2 separate regions of the Homo sapiens genome follow, and region 1 is linked to region 2. Evidence: read pairs that join two places in POLR2A ChIA-PET (ENCODE). Cell type or tissue: B cell. All regions are shown on one strand. Each heading gives the region's core, and the rest is flanking DNA. Links, peaks and the distances in the headings are about the cores only.

Evidence for each region. ChIA-PET counts read pairs that join two places held together with the same protein. Peaks named below come from ENCODE experiments on the same cell type or tissue, not always from the same donor. Only the 100,000 strongest peaks of a DNase experiment are listed, where the experiment ranks them.
Region 1: POLR2A ChIA-PET joins it to region 2 with 8 read pairs; 14 of 35 experiments call an interaction of 5 or more read pairs at or near these places.

The regions. Positions count from the first base shown.
Region 1 is chr15:68,798,325-68,803,706 of GRCh38, forward strand. All of the region lies in intron 1 of ANP32A (acidic nuclear phosphoprotein 32 family member A), which reads right to left. MIR4312 (microRNA 4312) reads right to left here and starts at 3,601; the gene lies at 3,526-3,601. In B cell, for the core only: no CTCF peak of the experiment used is centred there; no DNase peak of the experiment used is centred there; H3K27ac peaks cover 1,398 bases.
Region 2 is chr15:68,864,530-68,869,911 of GRCh38, forward strand. No RefSeq gene overlaps it. Among named protein-coding and RNA genes, the nearest start is that of ANP32A, 46 kb to the left of the region's middle. In B cell, for the core only: no CTCF peak of the experiment used is centred there; no DNase peak of the experiment used is centred there; H3K27me3 peaks cover 492 bases.

The sequences.
Region 1 (5,382 bases), core at 243-5,242, 66 kb before region 2:
CAGCATAACCCATCTAAGAAAACATGCCAATCAGACTCAGAGGCCAGGACGCATCCCACAGCCGTGGTGTAAGCGTCTGCCCCATTTTCAGATAGCTTTTAAAAAATGCTTCAAAGAACTAAAGGACCCCATCAATGCCACTTTTGGGGAACTACTGTATCTAATCCAACTTCCCTAGCAATTGATGAAGCTGGGTGGAAACTAACTCTGTGACTCACCCAAGGCTACACAGTTACCCCACTGTAGAATCGAACCTTAGGCCATTCTCTCAAGACTCCAAACTTAGGGCCCACACCCTCAAAGTCACAGGACTCTCCATCCTCCTTGAAGCAAGAGGAAAGAAAGGTGGAAAATAAAATTAGCTGTTAGGAAGAGCCCAGACCTGAGCTCAGCCCCTGCTCTCCCCACCACCACCTTCCACACATCCATGCAGAGCTGCAAGTGGAGAAGAGGCAGGGAAAGCTAAATGGCCTCACAGAAGAAACCTCGACCTTGGCCTCCTTCCCTGCCACCTCTATGCAAAATGACAGCAGCATCAGCAATGACAGAAGCAGAGCAAACGCCGCCTCGGCACTGAAGCCCTGTTGTCCAACCACCAATGGGAAATCGCTGATTTGGGCAGAAATGGGAACCAATCATGCAGAAGAACCTAAGGCTGGGGCTGAAAGTTTTTTCTATCCAAGGCCACAAAACAAATTAGCCAGGGGCTACACATAAGAAGCAATTTAACATTAGTTATTTCTCCCTTAGACAAGTGTGAAATGTGCAGCTTCCTTAAATCTGTGAATTACACATGTATGGCAAAAATTATTAGTGAAGGAAGTGCAAGAAATGCTAGCAGTATATGTTAACTCCATATTTCTAATTGGAAGGAGGATTAATAAAAGAAATGGAATGAGGGAAAGCAAGGAAACTATGGGGAACTGAGGGGCTGCTGGAAGGAAGGGGAGAGGGAGAGACAGACACAGACAGAGAAAGACACGATGAGGGAAGAAAGGAGTTGGAGGCTTGGCAGGTATTGCTGAACTTCCAGAGTTCCATCCTCTTCATCTGGGTTTGGTGGTAGAACCTTACCTACACTTGTTGTTTTTTAAAAAGAGTGCAGGTTGAGTTCATTGTTGTTCACAAGTCTATGGCTGCTTTAATCTCAAAATGCTAAAAAACAAAAACAAACCCCAAACCAAAAAACTATGAAGAGAGTCAGGGAGGGTCCACATGACTCGAGACAATGTAAAAAGGAACTTAATGATTTTAGTCTTCATCAGAGGCTCATGAAGGAGGCTTCTACCATGGCAGCCAACACAGATGAGCCATCGAAGGCTGTGCTGATAGGAACACGTGGGATGGACCAGGGCTCCTTGGTCAGGGTCCCAAAACACTCTGCACTGACAGGACTAGACCTGAAATTCCAAAATTTAAAGAACAAATTTGAGGAAGGCAACCAGGGTAGGAAGGCATCTGAAAACTGGGATACTAGAAGAACAATTGAAGGAACTAGTGATGTTTAGGCTTGAGGGTAGGGGAGACCATGATCACTATCTCTCTCCACTTATTTGAAGGAATGTCATGTACGTTTATTGTGTTTTCCAGTGGTTCAAGAACTAAGATCAGAGTGCAGGAATCATAAAGAGACAGCTTTCTCCCCAGTGTACTTTGTAAGAAGGTCTCTAGATCATTATGGCTGTCTCACAAAATAATGGGCTGCTCTGAAAACTTGGGAGCTTCCTGTCCCTGTATGAATCACAAGGCTGTTAAGTGACCGTGGGCAAAGAGCTTCATACATAAAGAGTGCTGGATGCTTATTAGATGAATTAATAATATTGTATGATAAAGCCCTGCAAAGAGAGCTCTGAGTCTTTTCCCCTCTTAAAATGCTATGATTTGATTCTTTCTTCTTAAGCATTACTTGCTTTAGGATGCAGGCCCGATACAATCATTCAACAGTCCGTACAGAGTATTTACTACATGCCATGCCAGGTACTATGCTAGGTGTTAAAGATACCGTGGTAAACAAAACTAGGTGCCTGTCTCACAGATCTACATTCTAGCAGGGGAGCCAAAGAATAAACCAATAAATGTATACACATGTATATAATGTGTATGAATGCTGCAAAGAAAAAAAAAAAAGGACAGAAAGGCACCGGGCGCGGTGGCTCACGCCTGTAATCCCAGCACTTTGGGAGGCCGAGGCTGGCGGATCATGAGGTCAGGAGATCAAGACCATTCTGGCTAACACGGTGAAACCCCGACTCTACTAAAAATACAAAAAATTAGCCAGGTGTGGTGGCGGGCACCTGTAGTCCCAGCTACTCCGGAGGCTGAGGCAGGAGAATGGCGTGAACCAGGGAGGCGGAGCTTGCAGTGAGCCGAGATCCCGCCACTGCGCTCCAGCCTGGGCGACACAGCGAGACTCCGTCTCAAAAAAAAAAAAAAGAAAGAAAAGAAAAGGACAGAAAAGCAATAGTGACAAGGGACACTACTTTAGAGAGGGTAACCAGGAAGGCCTATCCAAAGTGAGCTTTCAGCAGAGACGTAAGGCCAAGTCAACAACTAGGAGGGCCTTCCAGACAGAAAGAAGGAAAAGCCAGGGCAAAGATCCTGAGTGGGTGGCATGCTTGGCCTTATTGGGGAACAGCTAGGAAGCCAGGTGGGTACGAGAGAATTTGTGGAAGGGAAGAAAGGAGGTGGCAGCATGAGATTGGGGTGGAGAGAAGGCTGCTGTAGGTTACACACCTTTACCCACAGGGGACATTCCACATGCAACTGGTGGTAGGATAGTGGGTTTCACAGGCAATGCAAGAAGAATTGCTTAGACCACAGGAAAGTAGTTAAGACCTGAGATCTGGCCATAAGCCTAAGAGTTACCTTGCTCTGCCTTAAAGGAAGAAGAAGAAGAAAAAAAAAAAAAAAAGCAAAGGAAAAAAGTGAAGGAGAAGAAGCTTTAATCAGGATTGTGCTTGCCCCATGTTTCCAGGTAGAAATGGGCCTAATCTACACCCCGGACATCTCCTATGGGAGAATGTTTTGATTATGGGGGTTTGGACACATGAGAAGTAGTCGGAAGATCTGGTTTGGTTTCAGGCTTTACTGCTTACAAACTGTGTGGCTTTGGACAAGACTTCACTGAGATTCAGTTTCTTCACCTGTAAAATGGGACGAGTCCCTACCAATCCCACCTGTCTCCATGGGACCCAATGAGATCATGGGTAAGCCAGGCTGTCCTAGAGGTTACTATGATAAATTTTATAAGCATGTTTCTTACCCAAGACTTTGCACCCCAGAAAGCAGAGGTGAGGTATTATGCAACTGATTCCCCCACACTGCCTTGCACTTAGCTTTCAATAAATGTTTGCAGAACTGAAAAGCATTAAAAATAACCCGGAAAATGTTCTGCCATTTTTTTCCTTCCTATTAAACTGTAGCACTTTGCCAGAATGCTCCAGAACAGTCTCTCTTCACTGTAATCCTTCACTTTGGAGGAAGAACCAACTGAGTCACACCAGAGGTGTGTGCTCAGAGGATAAACTCTGAGGAATGGGGACAGGAACAAGGCCTGACTCCTCTGGGGAAGGCTCCTTGCTCTCTGTGCCCCCAACCTTTCTCAAACATCCTGAGAGGGCCAGGCCAGGCTACCAACGGAAGGGACTGCAGATTACCCTAGCACAAGGTCAGGATCTCCTGGAAAAGTCCATGAAAGCCTGAGAAATACAATATTCACAACATTCCACTTCAGACTAAGGAGTCTCAATCTGGTCCAACTGCCTCACCATACGGATAGGGAGGCTAACACACAGGTCAGTGGACTCGCTGGTTCAAGGTCACCTCTTTTTTTTTCTCCTTTTCAATTTTTTGACTAACACATTCATTCTCATGGTTTTAAAACCAAAATATATAAGATATACAGTTAACTCTCCCTCCTATCTTATCCTCTGTCTGCCCAGTCAACTATACCACCTGCTAAGCATCTCTCTAGAATGTTCACACACATACAAGCAAATTCAGAATCTTATTTCTTCTCTCTTTTATTAAAAACCTAGCATATTATACTAATCATTGCCTTGCCTTTTTTTCATGGAGTTTGTGTAAGAGTACATAAAAACCCTCTTCGTTTCTTCTTTGCAACTACATAGTGTGTCATCATTTTTCTTAACCAGTCTCTTATTGATGAGTATCTGGGTTGCTTCCAATCTTTTGTGTAATAAATAATTTTGCAATATCAATAAGCTTGGGCATGTCAGTTTGCATTCACCTAGCTTACGGATAAGAGCTGGAATCAGATCCCATTTCTGACCTACAGGGTGGCAGTCATACAGCCTCAGAGTCCTATTATCTTATTTATTTATTTGAGACGGAATTTTGTTCTTCTCGCCCAGGCTGGCGGGCAGTGACGCCATCTCGGCTCAGCGCAACTTCCACCTCCCAGGTTCAAGTGATTCTCCTGCCTCAGCCTCCCAAGTAGCTGGGATTACAGGTATGTGCCATCATGCCCGGCTAATTTTTTATATTTTTGGTAGAGACGGGGTTTCACCATGTTGGTCAGGCTGGTCTCGAACTCCTGACCTCAGGTGATCCACCCACCTTGGCCTCCCAAAGTGCTGGGATTACAGACGTGAGCCATTGTGCCCAGCCCAGAGTCCTACTATCTAATGTCTAAGTTACTTAACCTCCATTCATTCAATACACGCTCCTCAGAACTACTAAATCCCAGGCACTACACCAGGTGCTGAGGGTACAATGATAAAGGTGTCTTTGACTTCTGCTCCCAAAGTGTCCAGCCTGGAAGGGACAAACAGAAGGGAACATTCCGACACACAAGGGCCGCTCAGTGTGCCCCGGAAGCCATCTGACCTTTGTAGGCCAATCTCTGTCAGGAAATGGGTGGCCTTACCTACACCTCAGGGGTGTTTTAAAAGGTAAAAAAGATAATGCTTGCCAAGTACCTAGCAAGCAAGGACCACACAAAGCTCATGGCAGATACTCAATAAGGGGTAAGCCTCCTCTTGTCCCAGAATGGGTCTTAGTGATGGCAGCAGCAAGGTGTTCCAGGCAAAGGCACTGCATTGCCATGCCTGTTCCACAATGAGCAATTCTCTTTTCTTAGAGGAGTCTGGAATACACTGCTACTTATTTTTTAAAGCAGCACCTAAGCCCCTAATTATGTCTTAGCCTACTTTTATTGGAAAGCCATTTGCCTCTCTCCCACATTCCAGACCCTCTTCAATATCTCTGAGGCACCTGGGTATGCTTCTCACCTGCGTGCACAAGCCCTGGTGTTTGATGGAGTGTCAGAGCCACAGAGGAAACCCACACACATTTCTTAAGACCCTGGCACAGAAAGGCACAGGCAGGCACATGGAAAGTCGCTTTTACTAGGATACCCCT
Region 2 (5,382 bases), core at 226-5,225:
AAATGTTTTGAGTCAAGACACTTGAAATTAAGCCTAAAGATGAAGAAGTAAATTAAACAAGCACTATTAATATTTATGTGCTAATGAATTTGTTTCTGTTTGGTTCTTTAGATATTGGTAATGTTTAATAGCATTTAGCATACTAGATTTGAGATTCTAACTTACAACGTGTAAATGAGTTTGGTTTAAACTTGTTATTAATGTTTAAATCTCACTTATTTGATAAACAATAGAGGAATAATTAAAGGCATTTAAGACTCATCAATTTATATTTAACTTATTAAATTTGAAGTATTACTTAAAGACACTGGAAGGATCTCTTTGTTAATGAGATAATTGAAATGCATAAAAAAGAAATTTATTATATTAAATTTTAAAATTCAGTTTGAAATAAAGCATTTAATTAAATTTGTAAATGGGACCAAAATTAATCCAAGCTCCTTATAAGCAATTATTAAATTTCTCTAGATGTATAAGGAGAATAAGAGCATGATTAATATTTTAAATTGAACTGCAGTTTTTGCATTTGTAGCTTTAATTTATTGAATAATTAATTTTAAACCAACATTCTAAATGAGTATTTATTGACATAGATTAAGTGCATGGGTTTGGAGTCTCTAAGACTTGGTTAAAATTGCTCCAGATCGCAATTTACTTAACATCTGTCATCCTCAATTTTTTAGCTGTAAAATGGGAGTAATGATAACTCCCTGAAATTATATGTCTCAATAATTAATAACTCTAATAATGGTGATAACAATGATTAATGATAGCATATTTTTAAGGAGAGTTATTGAACATTGTGTATGGTATGATTCCATTTTTTGGTCAAAAAAAAAAAAAGATATGCAAGCATAGGTGTAAAAAAGTCTCCAGGAGTCTATCTAGGTGACTTTAAAAATTTTTCAATGTAATTCTCATTTCTAATTTTCTAACAGTGTATATCTATTATATCTATTTGCACTCACAAGTAGATATAATAGATGTACATCTATTATATCTATGCTAATAGATGTATGTATTCACATATAAAAATTTTAGTTGTAGTTAATTATTTTGTGGGGTGGGATTATGAATAATTTTTACTGTATGTTCTTTAATTTTATTAATTTTCTTTGTTGGACAGATATATAAGTAGAACAAACATACATCTGAACGTTTATTTATTTATTTATTTATTTATTTATTTATTTATTTATTTATTTTGAGACAGTCTTACTCTGTCACCCAGGCTGGAGTGCAGTGGTGTGATCTCTGCTCACCACAACCTCCACCTCCCGGGTTCAAGCGATTCTCCTGCCTCAGCCTCCTGAGTAGCTGGGACTACAGGCGCCTGCCACCACGCTCAGCTATTTTTGTATTTTTAGTAAAGAAGGGGTTTCACCATGTTGTCCAGGCTCTCTTGAACTCCTGAGCTCAAGTGATTTGCCCACCTCAGCCTCCCAAACTGCTGGGATTACAGGTGTGAGCCACCGTGCCCGGCCCACCTGAGCATTTTAAAGTCATGAAAGGGACTTTATTTATTTATTTTTTTACTTTTAATCCCACGTGAAGACCCTACCGCCAGGGTTGAGGGAGAAGGAAAGAAGTCATGCTCAGTATCGTCCATCATCACAGCCATCAGGTGGTTCAGAATCCTTGTGTGGTGGTGCTCAGTTGCAGCACCTTCACTGAATAAAGGACGCCCTAGTACTTGCCTTGAGGCTGGGTGCAGACTGACTCCCTGTATCTGCTTCCTTCCTGACAGCCAACGCGCTCTTGCTTCACACTGTAAAGGAGGTGTATGTCTGGAGAGAAGTTTTTAAGTAGGAAAGAACTTTAACTCCTTTCCTCTTCTTTGGCCATCCCCTTTCACTTTCAACTCTCTCGTAGAGATTTTCATTACGCTTGAGGTCTCCTGAATCCCCCCTGAGAATAAATTTCCAAATCTGTCTCTTAAATTCCTTCCTCTTCCCAGGACCCCAACCAGAATATCCAAATATCCACCTGATGTTCCCATCTCAAATACAACAAATCACACACTGAGTTTCACAGCCTACAAACCAGATTTTCATTCTTTTTTTCTAATAATGGTTAACAGGACCTTCAGTTATTATTTTTATTTATTTATTTATTTTGAGATTAAGGTCTTGCTCTGGTGCCCAGGCTGGAGCGCAGTGGTGTGATCTTGGCTCACTGCTTTTATTGCTATGAAGTATTTTGGTAAAAATAAATAAATAAATAAATATTGTATGGGTTTTAATGATGGTAAATAAGGTTTTCTCTAACTCCACAGATGATTATGTTGGCAAAGGCATCATGGATGATTATGTTGGCAAATGCATGGTGGTCAGGGAAGACAAACCAGCACCCTCAAATAGGTGTTTATTTCAATCAGGGCAAATTGATAAGTACAATATAACAAAATTGCTAGTGGGTGGTTGACTGGTCGCCCTAGGAAATGGTGTTCAGTCTTGGTTTTTGCTATTAGTTGCTCCAAGATAGATCCATAATTGCATTTGCTTGATGTGGACACCTTTAAGAGCCTCCTCTACAATGGATGCCCTCTGGTGAACATTTGCATGAGGCACACATGTCCCCACACTCTAGGCCTATTTCATATATCCATCCTCGTAACTCTTACCCAGACTTTATTGTCACCAATCTTACAATCTTGTTTTTACCAAGTTCCTAACCAGGTGGCCAAAGTGTTAGCCACTGCCTAAAACTCAAGGTAGATCTCTTCATTTACCAGGTCATTCTCCTTCCATCTGCAGTGGACAACCAGATGAATTACTCTCAGTTCTGTCTATGGGGCAATGGAAGTTCCTCATAAGGGCACAGATTGAACTGAGGGAGGACCAGCACTGTAGCTCAAGGTGGCAGATGTAACTTGCATGTGCCTTCCAGACCTACTTGAACCTGATCTCACAGATACCACCTCCATTTGATAAGTTTGTTTCTGCAGACACCAAACCTTAAGACTTAGAGGATCAGAGAACACTCACTTCATGGTGGGAAACTCAAGCCACATAGTCACTCAGCCTTATGGTAGAGTGGATACTGTGGTACTCAGCTCACATCTCCCAATCTAGGATTGAGAGGCTGCCACAGCTGAGCTTCCTGTGAAATTTCTCAAAGCTCACGGGAACAGCTTTGCCCGAGGTTACATGGTTCCCACATCTAATACCTGGTTGATATGGCAACACTGGCACCTGTTCCCTTTCAAGGCAGGACAACTCAATAGGGACATCCCAATTTGAGTTCCCTTTGTGAGCAGCTGAGGCCTCTGTTGCAACAATCACAGTTCACCTTCTTCCTCTGTCTCTCTTACTCTCTAATGGATTGTTGCTCCAAAACGCAGTCTCCAATATACCATCTGTCCATCAAACCCCATCTTACAATTGGCTTTCTGGAGAAACAACCAAATAGTCAAATGTTCAGAATCTACAAAGTCCTTGAGGTAAACCAGGGTCTTCTTCTCAAAGTAAGATTAGTTGTCAGCTCAGGAAGGTATAGCTTTGCTTTAAAATACTATGGGACTATGCTAGGGTTCTCTTATTGGGACTTCCCTGTTCCATACAGCCTTTTTCTTTACCACAGACCTCTGAGTACTGTTGGATCTGTTGGATCACAGTCCTGAGCCCCAGGCAGCATGGCCTGTGCCACACCTGGGCCCACTATAGAACCTGCTCTTGCTTTGGGCTTTACCTAAAGCTCAGTCTTAGCAAGTTACTTGTTAGATGGGTTGGAGCTTCACACCCAATCTATAGCCTCTGAAATCCAAAGAAGCTCAGGAATGGTCCAGATAGTTCAATAAAACACATGTATTTTACAAATGTGTCTTATATACTGATGTCTACTATATGGCAGTGACTCTGGGAGATGCAGGAAAGAAATGAGAAATGGTTCAGCCTTTGAAGGATTTGGTCTAGTCAGTTATGCAGCAGTGTGAGCTGTGGCGATGACACTTGGTGGACAGTGCCATATGGCGTTTATGTATGAAGTGCCATGAGACAGCAAGGAGAGAGTAATCATTCCTGCCCTGCCAGGCTGGGTAAGAGAATTGGGTGATATCTGGTCATATTAAACTGTAAGCTGATCAGCTCAATAAACAACAAAATATCTTATTTATACCAAATATAAAAGGTGTTAAGACATTTCATAACTCTGAGATTTAAGCTGTTCCCAAGTATGTAATTTATATATCAGATACAGTTTTTTCTTGGTTTGGATCCTAAAAATGGAACAGAATGACTTTCTGTTCATTTATAAAAGGAGAATTTTTTAAAAACCAGATAATTTCTGATTGCTCTTCAGAACAATGACAATATAATCCTCACCATTGTCACCTTCTGTTCACAGCCTGTCACTGAGTAGAGATAAACAACTACACACTTAATTATAAGTTATGTGCTAATTTGGGCACGCTAAGTATAATACTATTGGATGTATAATATTGGCACCAAGTTTTGAGAGTTGAGTACAGCCTTTCTTTTGTCTTTTATTGCCAAATCAGATGCAAGATATTCAGGACACTCCAGCATTAATTCCTATTCACTATTTCTAATTATTTAAAAACTAAGATGTCATCTTGAAAATAAAGTAGGGAAATGTTCAGCTACTTGAGGGAACAATCTGTACACAACATCTTGTATACACTTAGGTCAAATACAAGACTGAATAATTTATATTTTCCTAGTGACAGCAAAGACTATTTTGGACTTTCTTTACAAAAAAGGAATTCTTGGCTGGGTGTAGTGGCTCACGCCTGTAATCCCAGCACTTTGGGAGGCCGAGGGGGGCGGATCACGAGGTCAGGAGATCGAGACCATCCTGGCTAACACAGTGAAACCCCGTCTCTACTAAAAACACAAAAATAAAATTGGCCGGGCGTGTTGGCGGGCGCCTGTAGTCCCAGCTACTCGGAAGGCTGAGGCGGGAGAATGGCATGAACCTGGGAGGCGGAGTTTGCAGTGAGCTGAGATTGAGCCACTGCACTCCAGCTTGGGGGACACAGCGAGACTCCGTCTCAAAAAAAAAAAGGAATTCTTCTGATACCTACTTCCTAAACTAACACACACACACACAGAAAGTGAGAGAGATGTAAATGTTTTGCTTCATAATCTCATAGCTAACGTCTTAGGTTTAGTGTGTATGTGAAGTAATGGTGGTGGCTAACAATAGTGGGTGTAAATAATGTATAGACATGCACTGCATAACAAGGTGTCAGTCAACAGCACACCACATCAATGACCATGGCCCCAAAAGACTATAATGCAGCTGCCCTATACAGGTGTACCATTTTTTTCTTTCATACTGTATATTTACTGTACCATTTCTATGTTTAGAGGTGTTTAGATACACAGACACCATTGTGTTACAGTTGCCTGTGGTATTCAG